Regions from separate parts of the Homo sapiens genome. Here region 1 is linked to region 2. Evidence: chromatin contacts called from ENCODE Hi-C or POLR2A ChIA-PET data. All regions are on one chromosome and are shown on one strand. Each heading gives the region's core, a stretch centred on a gene start or an enhancer-like site at or near the end of the contact. The rest is flanking DNA. Distances are from core to core; before and after follow the strand shown.

Region 1 (2,822 bases), core at 191-2,690, 330 kb after region 2:
TGAAAGATGAAAGGCCTGGGGGGTCTGGGTCACGCACAGGGAAGCTTGGCCCTGCTGTTTGGCTCAAACAACCCTGTTACCAAAGAGATAGAGGAACTAACAGGAATAGTCATAAGAAGAGGCTGGGAAGTGAAACTGGCACCTTGTCCCCTCTACATCCTCTTCTACCCACACTGGGAAGTGGGTAGGGTGGACAGGGTAGTGAGTGGAGGGAGAGGGCAGGGCCCCCTTTCAGCCTCAGGTCCCACAAAGGTTGCTTCATGCCGTCCCACTGATCCCTGTTTCAGCCCTGAGGGTGGCATGAGATGACAGCACGGGGGGCCCTTCTCTTGTTCCAAGACGGGAGGTAAAGCCCACCACCGACTTCCTGGACAGGCGGGGGCCGCAGTGGGGGTGGGGAGCTGCCTTCTATGTGCCTGGAGCCCCCTCTCCGGTGCCCGCCCACTGACGGCCATGTACATTTTTAGCTGGAACATTTTCCTCCTCAGCGAGCTCCCCAGAGTTAGGCCCTCTGTTGCTATGGAGACGCGCTGGGGAAGATGCGCATGCCTGGTTTCATCAAGTCCTCGGAGAGCTTGGAACACAACCAGTTCGGTGGGAGTGAAAGATGGCGCTCAGGAAGCCCTAGGAAAGGCCTCTCCCTCTCCAGAGGCGCTGGCTGGAGATCTTGCGGCCAGGGGGCGGGGGAGGAAGAGGCTGTCCTCACAGCGCCTCTGTCAGCCCTGGGCAAAGCCGTAGCAAGGAACCACACACACGGATGAGGCGTGCAGAGGCCAGGGGAGGACAGGGTGGCTGCAGGCGGGGTGGAGCCTCAGGCAGGGTCTTACGCTCTCGCCAGATGGGAGCGGTGCTGACTCAGGGCTGCCTGGGACCAAGGGTAGTGGCCAGGCTGGCCAGCAGGGCACCAGGCCTAGCTGTTCCACCCACACCAGACCCAAGGGCCAGACCCCAGCAGCTCACAATGGAACACGGCCCACAGGGAGGAGGGAAGGAGGCCAGCCGACGGGCCGCCAGACACAAAATTAAGCACCAAAAATGGAGGGTTTGAGCCCTGTGAGTTCTGCCCAGGAGGGAGCCACACAGGACAGAAGGGAAAGGCCGGCAAGGCCTCCCAGAGAGGGCCAGGGCCGGAGTGGCTTCCACACGTTAAGTTTTCTATATTGAGCTTCCACATGGGATTCTGTTTGAAAAATGGGCTCAACTGCTAAAAACAAGTCTGAAAACCCCTGATATCAAGAAGTATGTGGGTGTTTGGGAAGGGGCCAGATGTGTCTGCAGGCTGGTGTGTGTGTGTGTATTCTCAGTTTCGGAGGTTTGCAGTAACTTCCTGTGTGTGTCTGTAGGGAGGAAAAAGCTCAGGGCTTGCTGGCCGGAAGCCCTGGCCAGGTTGGAATCCCAGCTCTGCCACTGACAAGTGCTGTGACCACGGGCAAATGGCCAACTTTCTCTGAGCTGTGGTTTCCTCATCTGTAAACCAAAGCAATGAAACAGTCCTTCCTCGCGGGGCTCTTGTGAGGATTCTGCAATGATCAACTTGAAAAATCACCGCGGGGGCAGACAGCAAACAGCAGCGCCTTCAAGATGAGCAGAGGGTCCTTCCAGGTGGGGAGCGGGTGGAGTGACTGATCTCTCTAGAAGCTGGGAGAGGGCATGGCTCTCTGTGGGGGAGGACTGTAGGCTAGGGTGGGTTGGCTCATGTCCCCCCACCCTGGGATGTTGACCTTAGAACCTGAAAGGAGACACCAGGCTGGGGTCAGGCTGGGGCCCAGAGGCCCAGGGCCTGTAACAGGATCTTCTGCCACCTGCCCCTGACACCAGCCGAGTTCATGTTTGGTAGCAACTCAGCGCTGTTTGCTGCCTGACAACTGGGCAAGACACAGCCCCAGGAAGATGCGAGGTCTCACCTACTCTGCCCTGAGCCCAGCGCTGCACCTAGGACCTGCAGACAATCCTCCTGGCACCCCGACCCTCCCAGAGAACAGGCCTCCTGGGAGATGGTGGGAACAAGAACTGACATCTCAATTTCATCCAAATGTCCCAAGTGAATCCCCCATCCCTCATCCTGGTGAGGATGTGCCCCACGCTGAGAGAGGAGACCAGATCTGCTGAGAGGCTTCCAGTTTTTGACCGTCCCTTGGGAGATGCCATGGCTGTGCTGCCAGCCCACAGGGATTCGAAAGTGATGTCCAAGTTGTTTATGGTGATCAGACATCGTACCTCCAAGGGGGCGCTTTGGGCTGGTTATAGCCACAGACATGATTCCAGGGAGGTGCAGGGCTCTGGGGGAAGTCCCCAGAAATTCCCACCTCAGGACCCTCCTTCTCTCCCTTCCTGGATCTCAGGGAGTGGGGATGTGTGGCCACATCTCAAGTGCTCGAGACTCTGCTCTCCCAGGAAGCCTTCCCTGAGGGCGGAGCTCCTCCTGACCACACAACCGCCTCAAGGTCACGCTTAGTTACTGTGGGGCTCATGGATGTGATCCCTGTCCTGCCCCTCCCCAGGCTGAGAGGGACAGCGCCCCAGCCTCCTGCCTGCTTTGTTATTCCCCAAAGGACAGCAGCTCAACAAGGCTCAGAGCTCAGGATGTAGCCCAAATGCAGAGCCAGGGAACCCAGAGACACCCACACACACACAGATGTGGACCTCCGATCAGGGATGCTGCCCACGTGGAGCTTGGCAAGCCCTGCCTCTTACGGCCACGCAGGTGCAGAACCTAAGGGGCCTAAGGTCTTGCTAGGGTCTGGGCTCACACTCAGTGGGGAGCCTCCCTGTGGGACCCAGGTCATCTGCAGAGGCACAGTGTGTGGCCAGGGGCTGTGGCC
Region 2 (2,767 bases), core at 7-2,506:
CCATAAGCCTCCAACTTGAATTGTAATTATTTCTGCCTTGCTGTCCAATAGTGATCTCTATGAAAGTAGAGGTATTTCTTTTTTCATCTAGTGTCCATAACCCTGCCTAACACATTTATATCTAACGAATGAAACATTTTTCATCAGGAGTATCGCATTTGCACTAGTCCTCTAGTCAGGACTAGAATCCACAACTCTGCTCCCCCTAGGATGCTCTTTTCATTAGCATAACTACATAGCTGCAAGAAAGCGCAAAGAAAACAGGGAGAGAAGAGGTTAACTAGGCCTATCCAGAACATTTGGCCCACATAGGGTGAGACGTTTGTAGCTTTCCAGGGAGAGATAATCCTGGATAGATGGGGTCGGGTGACGGAGAGCACTGAATGCTGAGCTGAAGCAGATAGCGTCCATGACTGGCCCAAGGTCACACGTTAATAAGCAGAGGGGCAGCGACTTGATCCCAAGCAGCCCAGCTCCAGAGTCCGTTGGTCCTGACCACTTCATCATACTGCTCTTCAACGGCGCTCCATTACCAGACCCTTAGCTGGACCGGCGGTATAAATGGGAGCGTCGTGGGAGCAGAATTACGTGTCATAAAAGGGTCTCCTAAACCCCCAGTCTATTTTAAATCTCACTCCTGGCTGCTGTTTGTTAATAAGAGATTCTGGCCGTGTTTGTAATGAGCGCTACATGTAGGGCCAAGGCGAGGAATGCGACTGCTGGAAAATGAACTAGAACAATGCATTAAAATGCCTGGCACGACGTAAACACTCCGTGATCACAAGTTCAGATCCGGGGCGGCTGGAGAGGCACGGGTTTCAGGGCTGAGGGGGGCGTCCCTCCGGAGCCAAGCAGAACCTGGGGACGGCGGAATCCGCACAAGCACCAACGTTCCGCCCCCGTGCCTCCGCACTGGAGAGGCTGCTCACCGCCCACTCTCTGAGGCGGGAAAGGAGCCGCGCCACAAGGCCCCGGGTCCCTCCCCAGCACGCGCCGTCCCGGCCCTCACCTGCCGGCCCCATGTACTTGATCACCCCCTGGGTCTTGAACACCTCCCGGGCGGCCAGCAGCGCGTCCTCGCCGTGCGCCGTATAGAAGTCGCCCCGGTCGAAAAGGCGCACTGTGGTGGTCGGCTTCTCCGGCATGCCCTGAAAGAAGCGCACGAAGCCGACCTCGGCCGCGCTCTCCAACTGCAGCGTCTCCTTCGGCTGCACCGCCATGTCGAAACCTCCTCACCTCCTGGTTGAAGAAAATGCGCGACCCCACACCCACTAAGCTGTTTCCCGCCTCCCCTCCCACGTCCCCCGAGCGGCGTCCGGCCACGGCGACCACACCCAATCAGCTTCCAGGGCTGCGTTTCGGTGGGTGGGAGTCTGCCGCGGCAACCAATCATAAGCAGACGCGGCCCAGCTTCCCGCGCACGCTGGTGACTTTAGCTACTGCGCATGCCTGCGCCTAGGTCGCGCGGAAACCCGCAGACGCGCATCCTTAGTAGAGCTCCTTTCTGTGTTTACTCAGCTGCAAGGCTTGAAGCCCCTGGGTGGGGTGTATGCAAGGGTAGGTTGCCACCAGGTGGGAGATTTCCGGCAGGCACTGAGCTCGTAATGTGCCCGGAAGCATGGGAGTAACATCAGAAGGAAACTTGAAAACAAAAAAAAAACTAGCCTTCCTCCTCCTCCCAGTATTTTGTTAAAACGTGTGCCCCTCTCCGACTGCCTCCCTTTTTCTTTCTAAGCAAACTGCCAACATCGGGATTACGGGTTTATTCTACACAGCCTCCTTACTGCTGCCTGTTAGCCACATTATCGTTTCATCCACTCGTTGATGATTCACTCATTCGAAAACATTTATATGGCCTGCTATGTCCCAGACTCTTCTTGGCTCTGAGGATCGCCAGTAAAAAGAAAAATCACTGCCTTTATTCTGCTTACATTCTAATATGAGAAAATTCAGATAATGAATATAGCAAGTAAATGAAATGGTACGTTAGAAGATATGCGTTTGTGGCAGGGCGCGGTAGCTCACGCCTGTAATCCCAGCAATTTGGGAGGCCGAGGTGGGCGGATCACTTGAGCCCAGGAGATTGACACCATCCTGGGCAACATGGTAAAACCCACGTCTGTGATCCCAGATATTAGCAGGGCTGAGGCGAAAGGATCACCTGAGCCCGGGAGGTCGAGGCTGCGGTGAGCCGTAAATTGTGCCACTGCACTCCAGCGTGGGCGACAGATTGAAAACCCTGTCTCAAAAAATACAAAATAAAATAAATAAAAAGACAAACGTTTGACGCCAGGCGTGGTGTCACACGCCATAATCCCAGTACTTTGGGAGCACGAGCCAGGAGGATCGTTTGAGCCCAGGAGGTCTTCTGCCGTCAGCTATGTTCACGCCACTGCACCGCAGCTGGGGCGACAGAGCGAGAGACCCCGTCTTGAGGGGGGGTAGGGGAAGACCAGTTAAGGAAGAGGAAGGTTGAAATTTTAAAATGTTAGCAAACAGCCAGGCGCAGTGGCTCACGCCTGTAATCCCAGCGTATTGGGAGGCCAACGCGGGTGGATCACCTGAGGTCCGGAGTTTGAGACCAGCCTGGCCAACATGGCGAAACCCCGTCTCTACTAAAAATACAAAAATTACCGGGCATAGTGGTGGGCGCCTGTAATCACAGCTACTCGAGAGGCTGAGGCAGGAGAATCTCTTGAACCTGGGAGGTGGAGGGGGCAGTGAGCGAAGATCGCGCCACTACACTCCAGCCTCGGTGACAGAGCGA

Evidence for each region. A loop is a pair of places that touch in the nucleus more often than their neighbours do. ChIA-PET counts read pairs that join two places held with the same protein, here RNA polymerase II (POLR2A). Pooled maps may share reads with other maps.
Region 1: a pooled map shows a loop between it and region 2 (4-fold over the local background). The contact joins the enhancer-like site here to the promoter of MSH2 in region 2. A Hi-C loop is called at or near these places in 3 of 50 pooled maps. POLR2A ChIA-PET finds 5 or more read pairs at or near these places in 5 of 52 experiments (BJ, Caco-2, GM12878 and 2 more).

The regions. Positions count from the first base shown.
Region 1 is chr2:47,070,214-47,073,035 of GRCh38, reverse strand. The region is part of intron 19 of TTC7A (tetratricopeptide repeat domain 7A); the gene reads right to left. Among named protein-coding and RNA genes, the nearest start is that of STPG4, 84 kb to the left of the region's middle. RefSeq lists enhancers at 1,071-1,928, 2,785-2,822, 743-2,822. Within about 2 kb of position 1,440, at least 35 of the 41 ENCODE cell types and tissues checked have a DNase peak (open chromatin) inside an H3K27ac peak, as active enhancers do.
Region 2 is chr2:47,401,645-47,404,411 of GRCh38, reverse strand. It overlaps MSH2 (mutS homolog 2), which reads right to left and starts at 1,256. Exons shown (of 16, transcript NM_000251.3): 1 at 1,010-1,256. The coding sequence starts at 1,220. RefSeq lists enhancers at 670-729, 96-804, 805-1,515, 1,520-1,569.